3 separate regions of the Homo sapiens genome follow, and all the other regions are linked to region 1. The links are chromatin loops, found by intact Hi-C in ENCODE. Cell type or tissue: OCI-LY7. All regions are shown on one strand. Each heading gives the region's core, and the rest is flanking DNA. Links, peaks and the distances in the headings are about the cores only. Region 1 has its middle 9.3 kb from the start of MIR3678. Region 2 overlaps GGA3 (golgi associated, gamma adaptin ear containing, ARF binding protein 3). Region 3 overlaps GRB2 (growth factor receptor bound protein 2).

Region 1 (10,052 bases), core at 290-5,289:
GCTAAGATTACAAGCGTGAGCCACCACGCCCAGCCTAGAGCATCTACTCTCTAGAGAGGAGGACAACCCTCCACAGAGTCTGCAGCCTGAAGGGGAAGACATGTCTCTGAGAATTTGACCAGGATAGTGCTGGTGGCTTTGGAAGCATACAGCAGGGGACCTGACCTCATCCACTATGAGGGAAGGCAGAGGAAGTGGGCTTTAAGCTGAGACCCTGGTTAGCCTGAGAGGAAGAAATGATACAGCAAGTGTGAAGGCCAGACAGTAAGCAAGGATGTAAGGAAGCCAATAGCTGGGACAAGGAAGGATGTGTGGCATGTGGGTAAAGCAGCTGAAGAGGCTCGTGAAGGGCCTTTGCTTTTCTCTCTCTCTCTCTCTCTCTTTTTTTGAGATAGGGTCTTGCTGTATTGCCCAGGCTGAAGTACAGTGGTGTGATCACAACTCACTGCAGCCTCAACCTCCTGAACTCAAACAATCCTCCTGCCACATAGCTGGGATCATAGGCATGCGCCATCACCATGCCTGACTAATTTTTTTTTTTTTTTTTTTGAGACAGAGTCTTGCTCTGTCACCCAGGCTGGAGTGAAGTGGCACCATCTTGGCTCACTGCAACCTCTGCCTCCCAGGTTGAAGCAATTCTCCTGCCTCAGCCTCCCCAATAGCTGGGACTACAGGCACGCACCACCACGCCTGGGTAATTTTCGTATTTTTAGTAGAGATGGGGGTATCACCATGTTGGCCAGGCTGCTCTCGAACTCCTGACCTCAGATGATCCACACACCTCGGCCTCCCAAAGTGCTGGGATTACAGGCATAGGCCACTGCACCCAGACTAATTTTTTTATTTTTTGTAGAGAAGAGGAGTCTGACTTTGTTGCTAGCCTGGTCTTGAACTCTTGATCCTCCCACCTCAGCATCCTAAAGTGCTGGGGTTACAGGCATGAGCCACTGCACCCACTTTTTCATTATTGCTAAAGACTTGAGACTTGACTCTGTGGAATACTGAAGTAGGAGTGGGCCATGGTCAAATTTTTATCTTCCAAATATTTTGTCACTCTGGCTGCAGAGTAGAAAACCAATTGGAACTAAGACATTCATCATCTACTGTCTCAAGTCCCTTACAAGGCTCTTAAAGATCTGGCCCTTCCAGCCAGTGCCACCTTCTCAGTCTCCAGTAACACATACTCCACCAATACTAACCCACTTGTGGTTTCCGGAAGGTGTCATGATCCTTTGAGTGTCCATATCTTTACACATGCAATTTCCTCTGTTCAGTTGGCTTTCTACCCTTCCACTAGGTCCCCAAGTCAGTTTTCTTCTTCAAAATTTCCATGGTAGGTCAGGCACAGTGGCTCACATCTCACTTTAGGAGGTGGAGGTGGGTGGATCAGTTGAGTCCAGGAGTTCAAGACCAACCTGGGCAACATGGTAAAACCCCACCTCTACTAAAAATGCAAAAATTAGCTGGGCAGGGTGGCAAACACCTCTAGTTGGGAGCTACTCAGGAGGCTGAGGTAGTAGGATCATCTGAGCCCGGGAGATGGAGGCTACAGTGAGGCATGATCGTGTCACTGCATTCAGCCTGGGCAACAGAGCAAGACCCTGTCTCAAAAAAAAAAAAAAAAAAATTCCCACCATACCTCCAATCTCATTGCATCATGAATCATTCACTCATTGTCCCCCAGCCCTCCCCGCTCGGTGGTCTACAAGCTCCCAAACAGACAGGGTCACCTTTTCACATTTGTATTCCCAGTACCCAGCACAGTGCATGCAGTGAATAAATGGATGGATGGATGGACGGATGAATAATAAAGGCTGACCAGAGACTGAAATGTAGCTGCTTTTCTGTGCTGTGGTGGTATTTAAAGCTAAGGAAGTGGGTGAGATCTCAGAAAAGAGTAGATGCCTAAGAGAACAGGAAAAAAAAAGTTAAGTATTTCCTTTTAAAATACACCATTGATAAAAACAGACATTGAGTATGTTCATGTAAAAGTATATGCATGGGAACCAGATTTGGAAGGGAACATTTAAAAGTAAAAATAATATGTGTTAAAATGGTAGGCTCGTGGGTGACTTTTTTTTAAGTCAACATTTGTTATATTGCCTTTTTGATAAATTTTTTTTTCTCACAGACACAGACTCAGAAACTTGAGACAACGTTGCCCAAGATCATTCCACACTGAGAAAAAAACACATTAGAGGCAGCAGTGTTTTGAATAGGTGCATGGCTAGTGTTAAATAATGGAAAGAAATTGGAACAAGAGGCAAGTTGTGAAGTAAAAGTCACACCCTGGTATGAAAACCTGTTGTCACTGTAGCGAAACTTGCTAATTACAGACCGGCTCCATCAGTAGCTTCACAATGCACAAAATCACCAAAAAAGTCTCTGTTTTCCTTGGGGGTTTTTAGTCGTCGGAAAGGGCTTCAGGCTTTGTTTTCTGTGAGTTACGGGGCTGCCACCTGCAGGTAAAATCTGGACATTGCCCTGAAATTGACCGAACCTTGGATACAAACCCGGCCTGACAGTGAGCCTCTTTCCCTTAGCACCTGGCTCAAGACCCTCTCAGGGTCATCCTGAGCCCATATTTCCAAGCTTCTCTTTAGGGGGAAAGCACTAGATACCCAGTAACAGCCAGTGACAGCCTAAAATTGGGCATTTGAAATTCTATGCTCCCTTGCCCAATTGATCTTGGAAGTTCTCATCTAGAATTTCCTTCACTTAAGTTGTGATCCAAGGCTGTGTACTCCTCTCAGGCTTCCAGTGTTCCCTCTGATGCTGAGTTTAGCAATGAGACCAAGTGCTGTGACCCCTCTCCAACATCCTGGCCACCTTTTCCTTCCTTCCTTCCTTCTTTCCTTCCTTCCTGCCTTCCCTCCCTCCCTCTTTCTTTCCTTCCTTCCTTCTTTCTTTTTTCTTTCTTTCCTTTCTTTTTCCTTTCATTTTCTTTTTTTCTCTTTCTTTCTTCATTTTCTTTCTTTCTCTCTCTTTCTCTCTTCCTTTCTTTACCTTCTTTCTTTCCTCTCTTTCTCTTTATCTCTCCCTCTTTCTCTCTTTCTCTCTCCCTCTTTCTCTCTTTCTCTCTCTCTCTTTTAGACAGAGTCCTGCTCTGTTGCCCAGGCTGGAGTACAGTGGCACAATCTTGACTCACTATAACCTCTGCCTCCTCGGTTCAAGTGATTCTCCTGCCTCAGCCTCCCAAGTAGCTGGGATTACAGGCGCCCGCCATCACACCCAGCTAATCTGTGTATTTTTAGTGGAGGTGGGGCTTCACCATGTTGGCCAGGCTGGTCTCGAACTCCTGACCTCAGGTGATCCACCTGCCTCGGCCTCCCAAAGTGCTGGGATTACAGGCGTGAGCCACCGCACCTGGCCTTCTTTCTTCCTCTTTTTTCTTTTCTTTTTTCTTCTTTCTCTTTCTTTCTTTCTCTCTTTCTTTTCCTTCCTTCCTTCCTTCCTCCCTTCCCTCCCTCCCTCCTTCCCTCCCTTCTTTCTTTTCCTTCCTTCCTTCCCTTCCCCCTTCTTCCTTCCTTCTTTTTTCTTTCTCCTTCCTTCCTTCCTCCCTCCCTCCGTCCCTCCCTCTCTCTCTCTCTTTCTTTCTTTCTTTCCTTCTCTTCTTTCTTTTCTCATGGTCTCACTCTGTTTCCCAGGCAGGATTGCAGTGGCACAATCTTGCCTCACTGCAGTCTCAACCTTCCCTGGGCTCAGGTGATCCTCCCACCTAAGCCCCCGAGAATAGCTGGGACTACAGGTGTGTACCACCACACCTGGCTAATTTTTGTATTTTTTGTAGAGATGGGGTTTCCCAGGTTGGTCTTGAATTCCTGGGCTCAAGCAGTCTTCCCACCTCAGGCTCCCAAAGTGCTGGGATTACAGGAGCCACTGTGCCTGGCCTCCTGGCCCCATTTCTGTCACCTGACCTGACCCATGCCACCATCCTTCCTGGGTGGCTGCTTTAACCTGCTAACTAATCATACTGGTCCCCTCCAAGACATTATCTATATTGGAACCAGAGTGGACTTCCTAAAACACAAATAGAATGGGGGTACGGATCACAGATAAGGTCCCAAATTCCTCAGCATGCCCCATATGTCCCTCCATGGCTGGCCCCTGATGAAAACTCCAGCCTTAACTCCTTTTTTAAAAAGTTGTAAATATCTTCTACAAATGGCCTCAACTCTTAGCCTAACCTCCTTTTGAATTTTTTGTCCCCACTCTTTTGAACTATTTACAGTTTCTCGAATAGCTCCATAACTCTTTTACCTTGTGCAGGCTACTCCTTTGGGCTCAAATGCCTCCTTTCCTTGCCTTCCCAATCTTTAGCTGGCTCCTGTCTGTCCTTCACCACTTAACTCAGGAGCCACCTCCTACAGGAAGCCTTCCCAGAAGATCTGGTTCCTCCAGTGTATTCTGGTAACACTCCATCTTTGCTCTTTTCATAGCAGTATATGTTGGTATTATGGCTGAATTGTATCCTTTTCCCCAAAATCCATATGTTGAAGCCCCACCCCCAGTACCTAAGAATGTGACTGTATTTGAGGTTAGGACCTTTAAAGAGGTGACTGAATTAAAAGAAGGCTATTGAGGCCGGGCACGGTGGCTCACGCCTGTAATCCCAGCACTTTGGGAGGCTGAGGTGGGCAGATCACAAGGTCAGGAGATCGAGGCCATCCTGGCTAACCCGGTGAAACCCCGTCTCCACTAAAAATACAAAAAAATCAGCCAGGTATGGTGGCAGGCGCCTGTAGTCTCAGCTACTTGAGAGGCTGAGGCAGGAGAATCGTTTGACCCCAGAGGTGGAGGTTGCAGTAAGCTGAGATCATGCCACTGCACTCCAGTCTGGGCAACAAGACAGACTCCATCTCAAAAAAAAAAAAAAAAAAAAAGAAAAAAAAAGAAAAGGAAAAGAAAGAAAGAAAAGAAAAAGAAAGGCTGTTAGGCTGAATCCTAACCCAATCTGACTGGTGTCCACTTAAGAAGAAGAGATTGGGGCCGGGGGCGGTGGCTCAAGCCTGTAATCCCAGCACTTTGGGAGGCCGAGGTGGGCGAATCATGAGGTCAGGAGATCAAGACCATCCTGGCTAACATGGTGAAATCCCATCTCTACTAAAAAAAAATACAAAAAATTATCTGGGCACGGTGGCGGGCGCCTGTAGTTCCAGCTACTCAGGAGGCTGAGGCAGGAGAATCACTTGAACCCGGGAGGCAGAGGTTGCAGTGAGTCAAGATCGTGCCACTGCACTCCAGCTTGGGCAACAGAGCAAGACTGTCTTGAAAAAAAAAAAAAAGAGGAAGAAGGAGAAGAAGGAGAAGAAGAAGAAACCAAACCTGCGAACATCTTCATCTTGGACTTGATTTTAAAGATTTTAAAACGCTCAAAATTGTGAATTTTGTTATGGCAGCCCTAGGAAACTACCATCTACTCACTTGCCCCTCTCCCCTTTAGACTATGAGCTCCTCAAGCACAGGGACCATGTCTTGTTTTTCTTGGCTCGCCACATCTAGCCTAACGCCTGGCAAGAGCACACTCCAATAAAAACCAAATGACTGGATGGCTTAGGCATGGCAGGAGGACAGAAGGAACCATGAAGAAAAGTAAACGGGCCAGGTGTGGCGATTACGCCTTTAAGCCCAGCACTTTGGGAGGCTGGGGTGAGTGGATCACTTGAGCCTTGGAGTTTTGAGACCAGCCTGGGCAATACAGCAAGACCTCGTCTCTACAAAAAATACAAAAATGAGCCAGGTGTGGTGTTGCGTGTCTGTAGTACCAGCTACTCGGGGGGTTGAGGTGGGAGAATTGCCTGAGTCTGGGAGGTTGGGGATAAGTGAGCCATGATCGCACCACTACACTATAGCCTGGGTAACAAAGTGAGACTCTGGCTGAAAGAAAGAAGGGGCCGGGCACGGTGGCTCACGCCTATAATCCCAGCACTTTAGGAGACCGAGGCAGGTGGATCACCTGAGATCAGGAGTTGGAGACCAGCCTGACCGACATGATGAAACCCCATCCCTACTAAAAATACAAAAATTATCCAGGGGTGGTGGCACATGGCTGTAATCCCAGCTACTGGGGAGGCTGAGGCAGGAGAATTTCTTGAACCCCGGAGGCAGAGGTTTCAGTGAGCCGAGATCGCACCACTGCACTCCAGCATGGGCAAAAAGAGCGAGACTCCATCTCAAAAAAAAAAAAAAAAAAAGGAAGGAAGGAAGAAAGCAGGAAGGGAAGGAAGGAAAGAAAGAAAGAAAGGTGAGAGAGAGACAGAGGAGATGAAAATGGTTCAAAGGGGGCCAGGCATGGTGGCTCACGCCTGTAATCCCAGCACTTTGGGAGGCCAAGGTGGGAGGATGACCTGAAGTCAGAAGTTTGTGACCAGCCGGCCAACATGATAAAACCCTGTCTCTACTAAAATTACAAAAAAAATTAGCCAGGCATAGTGGTACATGCCTATAATCCCAGCTACTCAGGAGGCTGAGGCAGGAGAATCACTTGAACCCAGCAGGCGGAGGTTGCAGCAGTGAGCCAAGATCGCGCCACTGCACTCCAGCCTGGGCGGTAGAGGGAGACTCTACCTCAAAATAAATAAATTAATTAAATAAAATAAAGAAAAAAAGAGGCCAGGCATGGTGGCTCTCACCTGTAATTCCAGCAGTTTGGGAGGCCCAGGTGGGCGGATTGCCTGAGGTTGGGAGTTCAAGATCAGCCTGGCCAGCGTGGTGAAACCCTGTCTCTACTACAAATAAAATAATTAGCCCAGCGTGGTGGCAGGTGCCTGTAATCCCAGCTACTCAGGAAGCTGAGGCAGGAGAATTGCTTGAACCCGGGAGTCAGAGGTTGCAGTGAGCTGAGATCGTGCCATTACACTCCATCCTGGGCAACAGAAGGAGACTCTGTCTCAAAATAGAAAAAAAAAAAACTTCAGATAAGCAAATGGACTCTGGTCCTGACAGCTCCCTGTAGCGATGCCAGGGTCAGTTCAGAGGAGCCTGGCCTTTCTCCTTTCCTTGTGTTTCAGTTTCCACATCTCTTTTTCCTTAGCACACACTCTGCCCGTTAAGGAGATGAAGTCAGTTCCATTTTGGCCATGAGCTAAAATGCAAGTGATGCATCCAAAGGGTGGAAATTTCCTCTGTGTTCCTACGCCTACAAGAAAGAAGCATTAGCAACTTTAGCAACTTAATACTAGGAAGTCTCTCCAACGTTGGTTTTTATAAAATTAAAAATATTTCAGGCCAGAAGCGGTGGCTCACGCCTGTAATCCCAGCAATTTGGGAGGCTGAAGTGGGAGGATTGCTTGAGGCCAAGAGTTCCAGACCAACCTAGGCAACCTAGCAAGGCCCTTGTCTCTACAAAAATTCAAAAAAATTAGCCGGGTATGGTGGCATGCACCTGTGGTCCCAGCTACTCAGGAGACTGAGGTGGGAGTATTGCTTAAGCCTGGGAGGTTAAGGCTGCAGTGAACTGTGATCATGGCACTGCCTGGGTGACAGATCAAGACCCTGTCTCAAAAATAAATAAATAAATAAATAAATAAAAATTTCAGTAGCCATGCATGGTGGCACATGCCTGTAGTCCCAGCTACTCAGGAGGCTGAAGTGGGAGGATCACTTGAGTCCAGGAGTTCAAGGCTGCAGTGTGCTATGATCATGCCTGTGAACAACCATTGCACTCCAGCCTGGGTAACATAACAAGACTCCATCTCTACACCAAGTTTAAAAACTAATGCAAAATAAAAATATTTCACTGACAAAGTTTGTATATATTCAAGGTGTACATTGTGATGATCTATGTATAAGTCGTGTAATGATTATCACAAATTAACACATTCACCACCACCTACGCTGTACATTAGATCCCCAGAACTTGTTTATTTTAAAATAGCAAAATATTATCCCTATGAGATTCTCCCTTTTCTTCTCCTTAACATCTCCCGCTAAAAAAAAAAATTCAGGCCAGGCGTGGTGGCTCACACCTGTAATCCCAGCACTTTGGGAGGTGGAGGCAGGCAGACCACCTGAGGTCAGGAGTTTGAGACCAGGCTGACCAACATAGAGAAACTCTGTCTCTACTAAAAATACAAAATTAGCCGGGCATGGTGGCGCATGCCTGTAATCCCAGCTACTTGGGAGGCTGAGGCAGGAGAATCAGTTGAACCTGGGAGGCGGAGGTTGCAGTGAGCTGAGATCATGCCATTGCACTCCAGCCTGGGTGACAGAGCAAGACTCCATCTCCGAAAAAAAAACGAAAGCATGGGAGAAAGAGGAACAATGAGCAGCGAGGATAAGCTATTCTTTTTCAGAGTTTTGCTATAAAACAGAGCAGAGCAAAGAGTGGGAGTTGGAGGGCTAAGGAAGGGATTTTAAATATGGGGCCAACTACAGCATGTTTTGTGTGCCGAAGGGAATATCTAGAAGAGGAGAAACTCAGCTATGAGAGAGAGGAGAGAATTGAGGAACAAAATGTTTGCACTTCCTACATTTCCATGGACAAGAAGTAGCATCTCAGGCCAGGCACTGGGGCTCATGCCTGTAATCTCAGCACTTTGGGAGTCTGAGGCGGAAGGATGGCTTGAGCCCAGGAGTTCAAGACCAGCCTGGGCAACATTGTGAGACCCCATCTCTATAAAATGTAAAAAAAAAATTAGCCAGCCATGGTGGCATGCACCTGTGGTCCCAGTTACTTGGGAGGCTGAGGTGGGAGGATTGCTTGAGCCCAGGAGTTTGAGGCTGCAGTGAGCTGACATCATGCCACTATACTCCAGCTTGGGCAACAGAATGAGACCCTGTCTCAAAAAAGAAAAAAAAAAAGGAAGCATTTCTGAGAACAGAGCTAGGTTGGTGGGTAGCAGTGGTGGCAGGAAGATGTAATCTTTCTAGATATTTCTGTTCTGACGGCTTCCATTCTCTCAGCTGAATTAATGAGAACACCTGTGGTGGGGATGGCAAAGCCTGGAGGAGGTGTGAAAAGACCAGGAGGCTTGAAACTATCCTTTTGGACAGTGGGGGAGCAATAGATTCAGGAGACATTGCAGGCAGTGCTAAGGTCCAACTCAGACTTATGGTTGTAAATTTCTTTTTTTTTTTCCGAGACGGAGGCTTGCTCTGTTGCCCAGGCTGGAGTGCAGTGGCACAATCTTGGCTCACTGCAAGCTCCGCCTCCTGGGTTCATGCCATTCTCCTGCCTCAGCCTCCCGAGTAGCTGGGACTACAGGCGCCCGCCACCACGCCCGGCTAATTTTTGTATTTTTAGTAGAGACGGGGTTTCACCTTGTTAGCCAGGATGGTCTTGATCTCCTGACCTCGTGATCCACCCGCCTCGGCCTCCCAAAGTTCTGGGATTACAGGCGTGAGCCACTGCGCCTGGCCTCGGTGGTTGTAAATTTCAAAAGGCTGCTCAGCCTAGTTGAGTGTGGTTTTTTTATTTTTTTAAGACGGAGTCTTGCTCTGTCGCCCAGACTGGAGTGCAGTGGTGCAATCTCGGTTCATTGCAAGCTCTGCCTCCCATGTTTACGCCATTCTCCTGCCTCAGCCTCCCAACATGCTGGGATTACACGCATGAGCCACTGCGCCCGGCCAGTTGAGTGTGTTTTTAACCTAGTTGGTTTTTTTTTTTTTTTTCTGTTTTATTTTACCTGATGTCTACAACAACAACTAGTTGTGTATGTGTTTTTTTTTTGTAGTTTTTTTGTTTTGTTTTGTTTTGATTTTTTGAGACGAGGTCTTGCTCTGTTGCCCAGGCTGGAGTGCAGGGGCATGATCTCAGCTCACTGCAACCTCTGCCTCCTGGGTTCAAGCAATTCTCCTGCCTCAGCCTCCTGAGTAGATGCGATTACAGACGCCTGCCACCACGCCAGGCTAATTTTTGTATTTCTAGTAGAGACAGGGTTTCGCCATGTTGGCCAGGCTGGTCTCGAATTCCTGACCTCAGGTCACCCTCCCACCTCGGGCTCCCAAAGTGTTGGGATTACAGGCATGAGCCACTGTGCCTGACCTAGTTGTATTCTCCTTTTTTATTTTATTTTATTTATTTTTATTTTTTTGGTAGGAGGGAGATGCAG
Region 2 (5,000 bases), core at 1-5,000, 170 kb before region 1:
GGCCACTCCGCACCCCTGACAGCATATGGCCACTTCAAGTCACACAGGTAGATAAAAACAGGTCCTTTTAGGGGCCAAAGGAGAGGTTATCACAGCAGCAGTTTGGTTCTCAGCAGAAATGCCCAGGGCCCCTGTTCCACATCAAAGCTACAAGCACTGTTGTCAGGGCATGGAGAGTGACGGGACCAGAGCCCTCCTCGTCTCAGGGCAGCCTGCCTGGCTTCAAGGTGGAGATCACAGCGTCCTCTGGGGTCATAGGTTCCCCCACTGTTCCACAGGAGGGAACTGGTCCACCTCGCCCACCTCTGTGCTCAGCTGCTCCCCCAGGGCGAAGGTCAGCTTATACCGAAGCCGCACCTTCTCCTGTGACAGAGGGCAGCAAGTGAGATCCAGCCCAGGCGGCCCCTTGGCAGGACGCCCTCTATTCTGCTACCCTCTCTGTGCTAGAGGAATGGTCCCTTTTCCCCGCAACCCCCAACCATGCTCAGACACTTAACCTAAGGCAGCAAAGGGATGTGTCAATCCTACAGTCAAAACACTTCCAGCTGGGAGGTGGTGGGCCTGACGTCCTAATCTGGGGCAGCTGGGGCCTCAGGCTGGGACCCCTGGGTTCTTTGCTGCTCACCTTCAGTGGATTGGCCAGCAACATGACCTGGGTGATGGCTGCAGGTGGCTGGATGGGGCTAAATGGAGAGAGTTCTGTCCCAGAAGGTGGCTGCAACTTCACTTTCATTGACTAAAGAGAGAGAAACTCCTTTGAAGAGAACTGGTAGGTGCCCCCAGATGGAACCTGCAGTGCACACACACACTGCCACCTGCTGGCTGCAAAGGCCTCTACACAACAGGGTCAAGATAAGGCCGTTTTGGCCCCAGGGAGACACTGGTACCTTGGGCACTGCAGCCTGCAGCACGATGCTCTTGACAGGTAAGGGAGCCGTGTTCAGCATGGACACCACCACCACCAGCACGTCAGGTCGTCCTGGGGGACACTCCTTGGCAAAGTGGAAGAGGATGCGGAAGCCGTTTTTATCGTAGGCTGTCACAGGAAGGGCACTGCCTGTAAGAACGTGACGTGAGTGTGGGAGGAGCAGCACCAGAGACACCCAACAGAGCCCCGGCGGTGAGGAGAAAAGGGCTACTCCGTGGTCATGATGAGTCCAGTGCTTCCTAACGGAATCTGGGAGAGGCGCTCAGTGAGGAGCTTAAGACTGAGAATGCAGGCAGGGAGGCCTGCCTGGCTTTAAGGGACCCCCTGCAAAGAGTGCCTGGATCCATCCCTGTCGCATGTCCTACAGCTCCGTGGCTATAGGCCCCACCGCCCCACCCACCTCAATCCTCCAACACCTACTAGGCTTGATCGATTCCAGGGGCACGTGGATGCTGGCCAGGGAGAGCTCAGGCCCCTTCGGGGGGCTGCCCTGGGACTGGAAACTCAGTGGCTGGAAGAGCGGGCTGCCGGGCCCCGTGGAGAAGGGCAGGAGGGGCCTGGCTGGGGTGGTGGTGGGGATGAGAGGGGAGGTAGTGGGTTTCACCAAGCCCGAGGTCCTGGGAGGTGGGAAGGATGGAAAGCACGTCAGAGAGCCAGCCAGAGCTGCAGGACTCTCACCCAAGGCCCCTGACCATGCTCTTACCCAGGCCCACCCCTTGCCTTCCAGCCTGACTGATGGGACTACAAGGCACCCCCACCCCTTCAAAGTTAGCTCTGGTTCTGACACATTCAGGCCCAACCCTCAGCAACCCCACATCTCCTCCCACTCATTACACTTTGGCCTCTTCTAGAAGCTGATCGAGGGCATCCAGGTGGTGCAGCGCGCTGTTGCCCAACGCCAAGCCATGGTGCCCAGGGACTGCGGGCTCAACTTTTGGGGCCAAGGCTGGGGCCACTCCAGTAGAAAACAAGGAGGAGCCCGCACTGGGGGCAGGAACACTGGCTGGGACCACAGGAGCTGGGAAGGGAGGCGGCAGTGGAGCTTGGGAGCTGCTTGAGGAGGGGGCTGAGGGCTGGAGCAGAGGAGCATCGGAGGCGCCACAGGCAGCGGTCCCCGGCCTGGGGCTGAAGAAGTCCAGGTCGGACTGTTCCCTCTATGAACAACAGAAAGGGTGGTGAGCCGAGGGCGGGTGGGGAGGGCCTGCCGCTGGAACGGGGCGCAGCCCTCCAAGGACTGCACGGAAGACAGCCCCGGAGGCACTCATTGTTCCCCGCTGCAGCTGGCACGCTCTGGAGGGAAGGACAGCTAACTGCAGCCCAGGAGACATGACGCTGGAAAGTGGAGGTCCTTGGCACAGTAGTGCTGTCACCGATCCTGTGCCCCTACCTGGAGCAGGTGCCACTGGCTGTTCCCAGCTGACTCTTTGGGAGGAACATTAGGGGCTGGGTCGGCGAGGCCTGACAATAGAGAAGAAAACAGGATGAGAAGAGGCTCTGAGCTAGGCAGCCCTAGCCCCGCCTTGCCTGAGGAGGGGTCAGGTGACAAGTGACATCAATGGGTGAAGGCGCCGGGAGAAGCTGTTCTGCAGGCAGCCTCCAGAGGGGAATGGAGCGCTCCAGTCCATGATGCAGAAGCGGGGGGCCTGTGGGGCGGGGTGCAGGGCAGGAGGCAGAGTCCACCGGGAGGATGGCCCTGGGGCCCTCAGGGTCGCTGAACTTCACTGAGTACCTCCAACTCAGGGTTCTTTGCCCACCCCAACAGTCACACTGGGGCCCCGCTCAGGGCTCCTAATTCCACACACCCTTCCTCCCAGAGCCCTGTCAGGGGATGCCCCTGACGCCCCCTGTGGGCCGCACCCAAGCAGAGTAGCTCCTCGTCCAGCCAGGAGAGGGCGTTGCTTGTGCTGCTGGGCCCCAGGGTGGCCTCGGCCTGGCTAGAGGAGCGGCTCCGTGGAGGTCCTGAGGCCTGGGGTGGTGGAGGGAGGATTGGGATGCCTGAGGAGGGTGGAGTAGGTGCTGGGGCCAACACGGAGGACAAACTGTTGGTCGTGTCCAGCTCCGCAAGGTCGATGAGCGTGCCTTGGTTACTGCACTGACTGTTTCCTGGATGGGTCAACAGAGCAGAACAGGAATAATTAGGGGTCTTCTAGTGGCTGTGTGGCAGGAGGCAGCACCCTAGGCACAGAGGTCACTGCTACAGCCTCTGGCCTAATCCAACGGCATCTCTGCCAGGGGATGCTGCAAAGCAAGCCCGAGAAAGCAGGTGGGGAAATTCCTACCCACATCTCCAGGCCTCCGGGAAGCCGGAGGATTGCTTGGAATGGCAAAGAACTCCCTTGGGCCTTGTGCAACACCACCACGCTGGCCAGCCTACACCCGCAGCTTCATGATAGGGGCCTGAGGCTGGTCTGGAGGAGCCTAGAGTTGGGGACCAGAGCATCTCACCTTCCGAGTCAGGCAGGGTTAAGGTAGCCACCTCGCCATTGATGACCTGCCCTTCAATAATTGTTTTGTAAGAGTTGATGACCCGGGAGAGGTTGTCACTGGCTTGCAGGATGTCCCCTGGAGCAGGAAAGAGAGACTTCTCACTCCTGTTGTGACAGTTCCCACCCACATATCCAAATGCCTGGCTTATCCCTGACCGTCGCTCTTTCACTCACCCAAACTGTTATCATTGTCCTCAGTCTCACTGGCGAGTTTAAATAAAGTCCGCCTCTTGTTCTCACACTGATCAAACAGCTCCTGAAAGAGACTCGGACATAAAAATCAAACCACAAAGGCCCTTAGAGATCATCTGATTCATTCAGGGTTCATGCCCAGAAAATGACCGGGATATGCCAATTGCCACGGTCAATTACCAGCAAAGCTGGGATCACAGCGCACGTCTTCTTGCCACCAGCCACCACCACCACACCACATCACCCAGGATGTTTGTCTAGGTAGCAGTCACCAGGATGGGTCAGGGGAAGTCAGTCCCCTCCTGCCTTCCAGGCTGGCATGTTCCTCAGAACTCAAAATATCCACCCAACCATGGCCTGCACCACATGGGCATCAGGGTTACAAGGAAGCCTCTCTGTCTTGATGTCCCCAAGGTAGTAAGGAAAGGGAGAGAGCAGGGGTGAGCACCGAGAGTGTGGTCTCTGGAGTCAGACTCAGGTTTCCATCTGGCCCTTACACCCTGGACAAGTCAGCTGATCCCAGGAGGCAAATGGGGACGCCACCCTCTACTGACGTGGCTGCTGTGCAGATGAGTAAGGTCATGAATACACTGCCAAGTGCACAGCCCGTGTCTCTGACAAGGCACGTGCTCAGCAAATGCTGGCTGAGCTCCTGAAGGGCAGCGCAGCCCCGGGAGGCAGCCTTTGCCGTCGGCGGTCCCACCTTCATCAGCTCTCTGTCCCCGTCCGAAGAGTCCTCCTGGCTGTAATGAAGCAGCATCTCACTGAGCAGTCTCACGTTGTTGTTAACTTCCTCTAACGTGTGCAGACGCTTGGTCACCTTCTGGATCCGTGCCTCGTCCTGCCCCAGTGAAGAAGTTCAAGAGAAAGAGAGCGTCACTTGACTGTCTTTCCACTTCCACCAGGTCACACCTTACCCCACAACACAAGTACAGACGCTCGGAAGCTCCTTTCAGTGTGGGGTGCCTGGGGCCCAGTCTATACTTCTGCTTTCACAACACTGCTCCCAACCCACTCCTCTCTTCCGTGCTCCCGCGGAAGCTATTGTGCTCCTCCTCCCACTCTCAGCCACCGGGGCACAGGTAGGGCAGCTGGCAGCAGGGGAGAACAAAACAGGCCCGTGTCCGGGGCAAAGCGGCTTCTGCTGTGTGGCCATGGGCTCCTCCACCCCGTGCCTGAAGGACCGGGGCCCACTCACTTCCTTCACCATGGACTTGATGAGCTTGTTGGCCTCCTGCAGGTCATCTGGGTTTTTGCTTTTCAGCAGCTTGGCTAAAAGCTGAGAGAGGAGGAAATCAGAGGTGAAGGGAAGAGGCAGCACCCGTACCCCAGGGAAACCCCAGAGGCTCCCCGCAGCACAGTGCAAACCACATTCCCCTGCTGCCACCCACTCT
Region 3 (10,052 bases), core at 2,119-7,118, 89 kb before region 1:
TTGTCTCCTTTGCTCTACCCTGGCTCCCCTGCCCGGAGGGAAAAATATTTACACAGAGTAGGAGACAAATTGGCTGAAAAGCTCTGGACTGCCTTTAACTTATTTTAAAACAAAACAAATTAAAAAAAAAAAAAAAACACCACTCAGAAGCAACCCTTGAAATAAGGAAAAAGGCACTATGAAAAAACAACATGCTCGATAATCCCACTGGAAGGGCCAACAAAGTGGAAAGAGACAGGCTTTCAGGTGGGCTTTTTTTTTTTTTTTTTGAGACGGAATCTCGCTCTGTCACCCAGGCTGGAGTACAATGGCACGGTCCCGGCTCACTCAACCTCCACTTCCCAGGTTCAAGCGATTCTCCTGCCTCAGGCTCCCAAGTAGCTGGGACTACAGGTGCGTGCCACACCCGGCTAATTTCTTATTTTTAGTAGAGACGGGGTTTCACCATGTTGGCTAGGTTGGTCTCGAACTCCTGACCTTGTGATCCGCCCACCTTGGCCTCCCAAAGTGCTGGGATTACAGGCGTGAGCCACCGCGCCCAGCCCAGGTGGGCTTTCTCAGGAAGCCATGGAAGCAGAGACATGCTTTCCTTCTACCCTACTCTACTGTGAACTTGGACAAAATACACTGGGGGTCTGGGCTGGAAGGCAGATTCCTACAAGTCCCCTCCTCTGGAGGAAGCTAAACAGCAAAGGCATCGAGCGGCCCTGCCCGCTCCTTTTTGTGTGTATATACGAAGAACACAGGAACAGCTGTTCTTCTTTCAGTCATTCCAACTAAAACAGACATTTTGCATAGAGAGAATACCAGCCCACTTGGTTTCTTGTTTTTTATTATTGGCGTCAGCTAGGACTATACGTGGCCTTAAACGTCATGCACTGATGGACAGAAGAGAAAAAAGGATGAAAAAAAAGACAAAGGAGGGGAAAGAGGAGCAGCAGTGAAAATTTGTAATAAAAACTCTTCTTAATTTATAGGTAAGTTTTGGCATTTTTAAATCCAACGCCCCCTCCCACCCCCTAAAGTTCCAACCAAAGTGAGAGGGTCACAGGGTGACCCGGCCAGGTGTTCTGCACTCCCTCACAGGCTGCTGTCAGAGGCAGCTTGTGGGTTTAATTCTTTTGTATGTGTTTTACATTTTTCACTTTCTTTAAATAATTGCTTCTTGACTCTTAGACGTTCCGGTTCACGGGGGTGACATAATTGCGGGGAAACATGCCGGTCTGCCCGTGGCAAGCTCCTTTCCACCAGTTGGGGTCTGAGTTATCCATGACATGGATAAAATCTCCCCGGCGGAAGCCCAGCTCTCCATCCTCCTGGGGATCAAAGTCAAAGAGGGCCTGGACGTATGTCGGCTGCTGCAAAACAGGAGCAGGAAAAACCCACATTGCATTCCTGGTCTGTGACTGGCCACCTCCGAGGCCAGATGGGTTCCAGGGGGAAACGAATGCGTGCCAAATTCTCCATGTTTCTTAAACTCACCTCCCATCTCCCAACCCCCCGTTTATTCTTACCTATTCTAAGTTTACAGGCCAAGCGGGTTTAGTGTGATATTTCCCAGTGCTCAGAAAATATTAGAGTATGTCTCCCAGAGGAGGGTGGCCAACTGTGCCGTATTATCAAGTAGAGGGCAGGCAGTGCTTGGAGGAGAAAGTTCTTCAGAAACAGCCATCTGTGTTTAGGCCGTGGGCCCAGAATCGCAAATCCCTTCTACGACACCCTTAAGGTATTAAAGCCTAAAGTTCTGGAGCTCGAATAACATAAGGGGCTCTAACCGTAACTTACGACCAGGGCTCGAGGGACAGGAACGGGTGCCGACCCCATTCCCTCACAAGCATAGTTTTCCTCATAATTTGCTTCCAGGGACAGGATCTTTGGGTGGGTGTGTTAAAGACCATCTCCCTAGAGAGGCTGGCAAGCTGGCTACACACTGCCTCTGGAAAAGCAAAAACCTTGTATTTGAAACAACAAATCTTTTTTTTTTTTTTTTTTTTTTTTTGAAATGAAGTCTCCCTCTGTCGCCCAGGTTGGAGTGCAGTGGTGCAATCTCAGCTCACTACAATCTCCACCTCCTGGGTTCAAGCAATTTTTCCATCTCAGCTTCCCGAGTAGCTGGGACTGCAGGTGTGCGCCACCACATCCAGCTAATTTTTGTATTTTTAGTAGCGACAGGGTTTCACCATGTTGGCCAGGCTAGTCTCAAACACCTGACCTCAAGAGATCTGCCTGCCTCGGCCTCCCAAAGTGCTGGGATTATAGGTGTGAGCTACTATGCTGGGCCAGAAAAAAGAACTCTTTAGTGTGAATGGAGGGTAACATTTTCAGTAAGGAGCACAGAAGCCCCAGCGGCAATCCCTGAAGGGCGCCCGCATGTTGAGGGGCGCCTCCCCTTTCCTACAGGAATGCACACTGAGGAGCTATTCTTAACTAAAAATGATCCCATCTCACCCTGATGAGGCTTACCTGTGGCACCTGTTCTATGTCCCGCAGGAATATCTGCTGGTTTCTGGAGACAGATGTAGATCTGTGATAATCCACCAGCTCATTCAAAGAATTGAACTTCACCACCCAGAGGAAGTACTTCCCGGCTCCATCTCGGAGCACCTTGAAGTGCTGCACATCGTTTCCAAACCTGGGAGGGACAGAAAGCACATGTGACCGGCTAAAGGCTCTAACTTGGCAAATCGAGGGTATTTCCATATAGGAGCTATCTCGAGAGAACCACTGTCCCAGCAGCACTCCTCAGGGACTGCAGAGCAACAAGTTTCCTCACTGGGTGTCCCTGGGACGGACCTCTCCCTATGAATGATGGGCACCAGGACAACATCCAGAAACCAGAGAGGGACAGGCCATCAGTCATTCTCATTCTGAAGATGTTTGTAAGATAAAGAGTCCAGGCCGGGTGCGGTGGCTCACACCTGTAATCCCAACACTTTGGAGGCCGTGGTGGGCAGATCACCTGAGGTCGGGAGTTCGAGACCAGCCTGGCCAACATGGAGAAATCCCATCTCTACTAAAAATACAAAAGTAGCTGGGCATGATGGTGCATGCCTGTAATCCCAGCTACTCGGGAGGCTGAGGCAGGAGAATCACTTGAACCTGGGAGGCCGAGGTTGTGGTGAGCTGAGATCGCGCCATTGCACTCCAACCTGGGTAACAAGAGTGAAACTCTGTCTCAAAAAAAAAAAAAAAAAGAGTCCATGTGCCCTGAACCCTACCAAATAAAAACAGCCGTACTTAAGACAAAGGAGTGTGACTTAACATCCTTTGAATAAAAAAATAATTAAAATCTTATATGCAGGAAGAAGGTGAGGAGGGCTGGAAATACTTTCAACAATTCTCTCGTAACTGGGAATAGTTCAAAGTAATGTTTTCCATTCAGGAATTTTAGCTCCACTCATGGGGAAAAGGTCTCTGAACAAAAGGACGTACTGGGACAATAAAAGAGGCCCAGACTTCAAAACCCAAAAGCTTCTCCATCACTAGATCACACCCTTTTATACTGGCAAGCAAAACCGGCAACAGCGTGGCTGGCTGGTACTAGCTCACAGGGTCTGTCACAGGATATTTGGCTAAAACACCAGCCTAGCGAGGGCGCTTCTGCCTGTCCTGTTCACCTGGCCGGGCACTCTCGGCATTCTCGGCCGGATGCGGTGGCTCATGCCTGTAATCCCAGCACTTTGGGAGGCCGAGGTGGGCGGATCATAAGGTCAGGATATCGAGACCACCATGGCTAACACAGTGAAACCCCGTCTCTACTAAAAATACAAAAAATTAGCCAGGTGTGGTGGCAGATGCCTGTAGTCACAGCTACTCGGGAGGCTGAGGCAGGAGAATGGTGTGAACCCGGGAGGAGGAGCTTGCAGTGAGCCGAGATTGGGCCACTGTACTCCAGCCTGTGCGACAGAGTGACACTCCATCTCATTAAAAAAAAAAAAAAAAAAAAAGGCATTCTCTGAGAGTGCTTGTTCAATGAATGAATGAGTCCCTCCTCTCCTTCAGTCTTTCAGCTGATGGAAACCAAAGGCTTCAGAAAATCAATCCGGCAGGTGGCAGCACTGAGCCTCAAGGAAGCCACTCAGCACAAGATGCCTCGCATTTGGAAAAAATACTGCTTTACATGTTAAGACAAAATGTGGAAGGTGAGAAAGCTTCATTAGCAAGGGTATATTCCACGGCACTTCTGGCCCCACAGAGGCCCACTTCCACCCATGCAATGCAGGTGGTTTCTAAGAGCCCAGGGCCCCAATAATGAGCAGTGTTTCAAATCACAGGCTCAAAACATCCTAAAACTAAGAAACATCTGACAACTGTTGATTCTTGAACCTTTTTTGCAGAGGTGTGTGTGTTGTTAAAGAGAGTCATGACACCTGCTTTGCTTCTAAAACAATAAATGCATTAAATCCTTAAAAGATTCTACTTGAGAAAATGGAAGTTTGAGAGTTTCTGCTGAGCAAACAGGCAGCGTCCAGCCGAGCACGTGGCTGCCCCCGTGGTTTTGGCCACCACCCAGTGATTTACTGCTTGTTCCCCTCATCTTATAAGGTTTCAGTTACACTTGGGTCAGTATAAAACTAAAGAAAGACAGGTGTCACACATGTTTTTCTTTTCTTTTTTTTTTTTTTTTAAAGATGGATGGAGTCTTGCTCTTTCACCCAGGCTGGAATGCAATGGCTCAGTCTCGGCTCACTGCAACCTCTGCCTCCTAGGTTCAAGTGATTCTCCTGCTTCAGCCTCCGGAGTAGCTGGGAATACAGGCATGTGCCACCACGCCTGGCTAATTTTTGTATTTTTTTAGTAGGGACAGTGTTTCACCATATTGGTCAGGCTGGTCTCAAACTCCTGACCTCATGATCGGCCCGCCTCAGCCTCCTAAAGGGCTGGGATTACAGGCATGAGCCACCATGCCGGGCCACAACTATAAATTTAAAATCTACGTTTCAAAAAAAAAATCTACATTTTAATCACACATTAAGTGGTTCTAAAACCAAATAAGATATTCAGTTTGTTTGTTTGTTTTGGGAGACACAGTCTTACTCTGTCACTCAGGCTGGAGTGTAGTGGCACGATCTTGGCTCATCTGCCTCTCGGGTTCAAGTGATTCTTCTCTCTCAGCCTCCTGAGTAGCTGGGATTACAGGCACACGCCACCACGCCGAGGCCATTTTTGTATTTTTTTTTTTTTTTTTTTTTTTAGTAGAGACAGGGTTTTACCATGTTCGCCAGGCTGGTCTCGAACTTCTGACCTCAGGTGATCTGCCTGCCTCGGCCTCCCAAAGTGCTGGGATTACAGGTGTGAGCCACCGCACCCAGTTTTTTTTTTTTTTTTTTTTTTTTTTTTGGAGACAGAGTTTTGCTCTTCGCCCAGGCTAAAGTGCAATGGCGCCATCTCGCCTCACTACAACCTCCGCCTCCTGGATTCAAATGATTCTCTGGCCTCAGCCTCCCAAGTAGCTGGGACTACAGGTGTGTGCCACTATGCCTGGGTTATTTTCTATTTTTAGCAGAAACAGGGTTTCACCATGTTGGCCAGGCTGGTCAGTTCATTTTTGAAATGGAAAAGTCTCACGCTTTACATCAGTTATAAATGGGAAATGGTGGCTGGAAGCAGTGGCTCCAGCCTGTAATCCCAGCACTTTGGGAGGTCGAGGTGGGTGGATCACCTGAGGTCAGGAGTTCAAGACCAGCCTGGCCAATATGGCAAAACCCCATCTCTACTAAAAATACAAAAATAAGCCGGGCGTGGTGTCAGGCACCTGTAATCCCAGGTACTCGGAGGGTGGGGCAGGGAGAACTGCTTGAACCTGGGAGGTGGAGGTTGCAGTGAGCTGAGGCATGCCATTGGACTCCAGCCTGGGGGACAGAGCGAGACTCTGTCTCAAAAATAAGTAAATAAAATAAAAGGAAAATGGTTTTCTATCCCCCATTCAAAAACAAAACAATCTTAATGTAATCTAAACTAAGTAGTGATCTGAGTGTTGAATCTAATTACTTCTTTATATATAACTGATGAAGTGATCTGCCGGACTCCTGGGGAGGGTCCTATGATAATACATTAACTAGAAAATAACTGAAAGTAAAAAACATGGAAATAACAATTTAATTCAAAATCCCGACTTCACAGCTGAGGTGTGAATTGTTTAGAATCTTCAAGTGCTGGTTTCTATTCTCCACACTCTCCATGGCGGCAGAACTTCCTGTCTTCTCCATTCCCTGCTTACCCGCTCCCTTTCACACCTGAACTTTCCACCGGGGAAATGCAAGCCCCACATCCCCTGCAGCAGCCTTCTTAAGTGACTGTGAGGGCCTAGGATGGGGCTGGTTGATTTAAGTCAGTGGACCTGAGCAAGGCAAGCCAAGGCAGCCGACAGGCGCTCCACTATCCCATTAGAGAGAGCTGCGGGAATCCCTTGGAGGGCAGAAGCTCAGGAGTGCTGGGCACTAGGGAAAACTGGCAGGCTCCAGCTGGCTGCAGGGAGCTGCTGCTCACCTCCTGAAGGCTGTGTCCACATGGGAATCTACATCCAGTGCTTCTAGAACTCATTTTGAGAGGAGCCAGAAATTAGGATTTTAATGTGAAATGAAGAAACTGTTTAGGCTAAGCCTCCACCATTTTGTGTGTAGCCAGGCACCTGACCAACGGCTTCACAATTTGGATCAGTCAGAGACAGGATTCCAGGCAACTGCAGCAGGAAATACTTACTTGACAGAGAGGGAGAAGTCCCCAGGAGCGCTCTCACTCTCTCGGATAAGAAAGGCCCCATCGTGCCGCTGTTTGCTAAGCATTTCTTCTGCCTTGGCTCTGGGGATTTTGCCAAAAAACCACCTAAGGAAGGAAGGCAAGCTGGTCAACATCTGCTTCCCCACAAAGAAACGGGATATCCAGCCTTCAAAATGTGAGTAACACAACACTCCTTGCCAGAGGAAGGGGCCTCCCTCCTCATCCTCCAGCCTCACAGTGCCCAAGATCGACACTGGGTTGGGTCCCCAGAGATGGACCTTCAAAGGTCTTTAGCCTACTCCATTTCCCAGAAAGCGACTCACCAAGGCACTAACCGTGGGTCACTCTTTCTATAGAGGGAGACATTTGAAAATGGGCCCCCCAGGCCAAAGCCCACTGGACTCCCTACTGACTCATGACAAAGGCGCCTGGGGAAAAGCTCAGGCCTTTGGGCTTGGTGTACGGGATGAACTGCCAAGGAGAGACTGGCCCCTTCCTGCAGCCATGTGATAAGATCACAGCTTCACCACAGTGGGACTAAGGGAAAGTGGGGAGGAAACCTGGACGGCCAGGAGCTGGAGGCAGGGTTACTTTTGCTAACAGCCCAAAGGCAAAAGGTTCAGATAGTATGAGGGTGCCTCTACCAGTAACTAAGGTCAGCATTCCTCTCAAGGCCTGCCTCTGGGGCCACTGCTCAGAGTTCAGCTTTCAGAAGCCACCAGGAATATTGTAATTTACCATATGCTCAGCAGCTAGCTGCAAAATTCAGATTTTTGAGGCAAGTTGCAGACTCTTCTGCTCCCAATTGCTGATTCACCTTGGCCAGAAGAAAAAGTGGCTAAATTCATGAAAAACTGTGAAGCAACTGGCTGTGGCTTATCAAGAGGAAGAGGAGAGGAACACTTCTACAAGAGCTTCAAGTCAAGCTGCCTCACTATTTCAAATGAAAACTATAATTAGGAAGAAGAAACTGTGAAAACCATGTTCTCTTCTCAAAATTGTCTTTAGTTATCATTTTTAAAAGCAAAAGTTATAGCAAATAAAGACCTATAAACATGGAAACTGGCATTCATTTAATATGCTAATTATAATATCAAAAGTCCTTTTAATGGACCAAATAGTCCATTAAAGTTGTAAATCTAACTTACATATCTTTTCTTTTTTTTTTTTTTTGAGGAGTCTAGCTCTGTCACCCAGGCTGGAGTGCAGTGGCACGATCTCGCTCACTGCAAGCTCTGCCTCCCGGGTTCACGCCATTCTCCTGCCTCAGCCTCCCAAGTAGCTGAGCAGCTGGGACTATACATAGGCGCCCGCCACCATGCCCGGCTAATATTTTGTATTTTTAGTAAAGATGGGGTTTCACCGTGTTAGCCAGGATGGTCTCGATCTCCTGACCTTGTTGATCCGCCTGCCTTGGCCTCCCAAAGTGCTGGGATTACAGGCATGAGCCACTACGCCCGGCCCTTTTTTTTTTAGATAGAGTCTCACTCTGTCATCAAGGCTGGAGTGCAGTGGCACGATCTCGGCTCACTGCAACCTTCGCCTCCTGGGTTCAAGCAATTCTCCTGCCTCAGCTTCCCTAGTAGCTGGGATTACAGGCGGCCACCACCACGCCCAGCTAATTTTTGTATTTTTAATAGAGACGGGGTTTCACCATATTGGCCAGGCTGGTCTTGAACTCCCGACCTCGAGATCTGCCCGCCTCAGCCTCCCAAAGTGCTGGGATTAAAGTCGCGAGCCACCACGCCCGGCTAATTTACATATCTTACTTATAAGCAACCATATTGGAAGATGTACCTAAAATAATATACTATACTCAAATTCAAACAGAAAGATGTGATCTGCTAGGAAGGATACACTTAGAAGCTGCCCTTAGTAACTTTGTCCTTGTGTGTGTGTGTCAGCCTCTAGGGACTCTTAGTAACTCTGAATAGTCTGACATCTACCTGCTTGGAGTCTTTCTCATTTTGCATACTCTACTGCCAGGATGCTGAGGAGCTGGGACAATAGATCCTCCTGCTTCTACAAATAACTCAAGGCTAGGGCCTGCAGTGCCTGGAAATCAGGCCACACAAGAGAAATCACATATCACTAGAATAGAATGCTCTCTAAATATAAAAGGACAGGCTGGGCCCGGTACCTCATGCCTGTAATTGCAGCACTTTGGGAGGCTGAGGTGGGGTGAATCACTTGAGGTCAGGAGTTTGAGACCAGCCTGGCCAACGTGGTGAAACCCACTCTCTACCAAAAATACAAAAATTAGATGGGCACAGTGGTGGGCACCTGTAATCCCAGCTACTCGGGAGGCTGAGGCAGGAGAATCACTTGAACCTGGGAGGCAGAGGTTGTAGTGAGCCGAGACTGTGCCACCGCACTCCAGCCTGGGCGAAAGAGTGAGACTCTGTCTCAAAAAAATATATAAATAAATAAAATAAAAAAGGAGGCTGGGTGCGGTGGCTCAATGCCTGTAATCGCAGCACTTTGGGAGGCCGAGGTGGGCGGATCATCTGAGGTCAGGAGTTCGAGACCAGCCTGGCCAACATGGAGAAACTCCATCTCTACTAAAAATACAAAATTAGCAAGGCGCGGTGGCGCATGCCTGTAATCCCAGCTACTCGGGAGGCTGAGGCAGGAGAATCGCTTGAATCTCCGGGAGGCAGAGGTTGCGGTGAGCCGAGATCGTGCCATTGCACTCCAGCCTGGGCAACAAGAGTGAAACTCCATCTCAAAAAAATTAAATAGGCCGGGTGTGGTGGCTCACGCCTGTAATCCCAGCACTTTGGGAGGCCGAGGCGGGCGGGTCACAAAGTCAGGAGATCGAGACCAACCTGGCTAACACGGTGAAACCCTGTCTTTACTAAAAATACAAAAAATTAGCCAGGCGTGGTGGCAGGTGCCTGTAGTCCCAGTTACTCAGGAGGCTGAGGCAGGAGAATGGAGTGAACCTGGGAGGCGGAGCTTGCAGTGAGCCGAGATCGCGCCACTGCACTCTAGCCTGGGCGACAAAGCGAGACTCGCTTTCAAAAAATAAATAAATAAATAAATAAATAAATAAATAAGGACACTTAACGGTATTGAGACCTTCTCAATCGGGGGGCCCCAATCAACGGTATTTAAACCTTCTCATATCGGGGGGCCCTGGGTTTCTAATATAAGTGTATGCAGCATGCATCTGACTGGGTACAGCAGTGAAAATCCACACATGGCCTCGGCTGGCTCTCCCCACACTGCCCCACACTCCCCACCACTGCCACTTCCAATAGCAATGGTGAGGGTGAAGATTCTCAATCAGCAAGGCTCTCTTTCCTCCTAGGCCCCCAAGATCTCTCCAC

What was found. Hi-C counts contacts between places; a loop is a spot of excess contacts. Peaks named below come from ENCODE experiments on the same cell type or tissue, not always from the same donor. Only the 100,000 strongest peaks of a DNase experiment are listed, where the experiment ranks them.
Region 2: it touches region 1 in a loop (14-fold over the local background); 10 of 110 quality-filtered maps call a loop at or near these places.
Region 3: a loop joins it to region 1, with 5 times the contacts of the local background. A loop is called at or near these places in 105 of 110 quality-filtered maps.

Annotation. Positions count from the first base shown.
Region 1 is chr17:75,410,321-75,420,372 of GRCh38, forward strand. No RefSeq gene overlaps it. Among named protein-coding and RNA genes, the nearest start is that of MIR3678, 9.3 kb to the left of the region's middle. RefSeq lists a silencer at 2,268-2,562. In OCI-LY7, for the core only: CTCF peaks have their summits at 2,457 (motif pointing left) and 2,670; a DNase peak (open chromatin) is centred at 2,431; H3K4me3 peaks cover 637 bases; H3K27ac peaks cover 818 bases.
Region 2 is chr17:75,238,027-75,243,026 of GRCh38, forward strand. GGA3 (golgi associated, gamma adaptin ear containing, ARF binding protein 3) reads right to left here. Exons shown (of 17, transcript NM_138619.4): 7 at 4,805-4,885; 8 at 4,310-4,447; 9 at 3,589-3,670; 10 at 3,374-3,490; 11 at 2,786-3,031; 12 at 2,316-2,386; 13 at 1,763-2,082; 14 at 1,349-1,545; 15 at 888-1,057; 16 at 626-736; 17 at 1-363. The coding sequence ends at 253. Among named protein-coding and RNA genes, the nearest start is that of GGA3, 21 kb to the right of the region's middle. RefSeq lists a silencer at 2,622-2,916 and an enhancer at 4,970-5,000. In OCI-LY7, for the core only: CTCF peaks have their summits at 823 (motif pointing left), 1,057 and 2,783 (motif pointing right); DNase peaks (open chromatin) are centred at 825, 2,475, 2,795, 4,525 and 1 weaker place; H3K27ac peaks cover 1,584 bases.
Region 3 is chr17:75,319,196-75,329,247 of GRCh38, forward strand. GRB2 (growth factor receptor bound protein 2) reads right to left here. Exons shown (of 6, transcript NM_002086.5): 4 at 6,703-6,825; 5 at 2,464-2,632; 6 at 1-1,358. The coding sequence ends at 1,173. Among named protein-coding and RNA genes, the nearest start is that of SLC25A19, 35 kb to the left of the region's middle. RefSeq lists enhancers at 558-697, 608-1,807, 4,063-4,252, 7,684-8,184. In OCI-LY7, for the core only: CTCF peaks have their summits at 4,051 (motif pointing right) and 4,250; a DNase peak (open chromatin) is centred at 4,066; H3K4me3 peaks cover 346 bases; H3K27ac peaks cover 4,321 bases.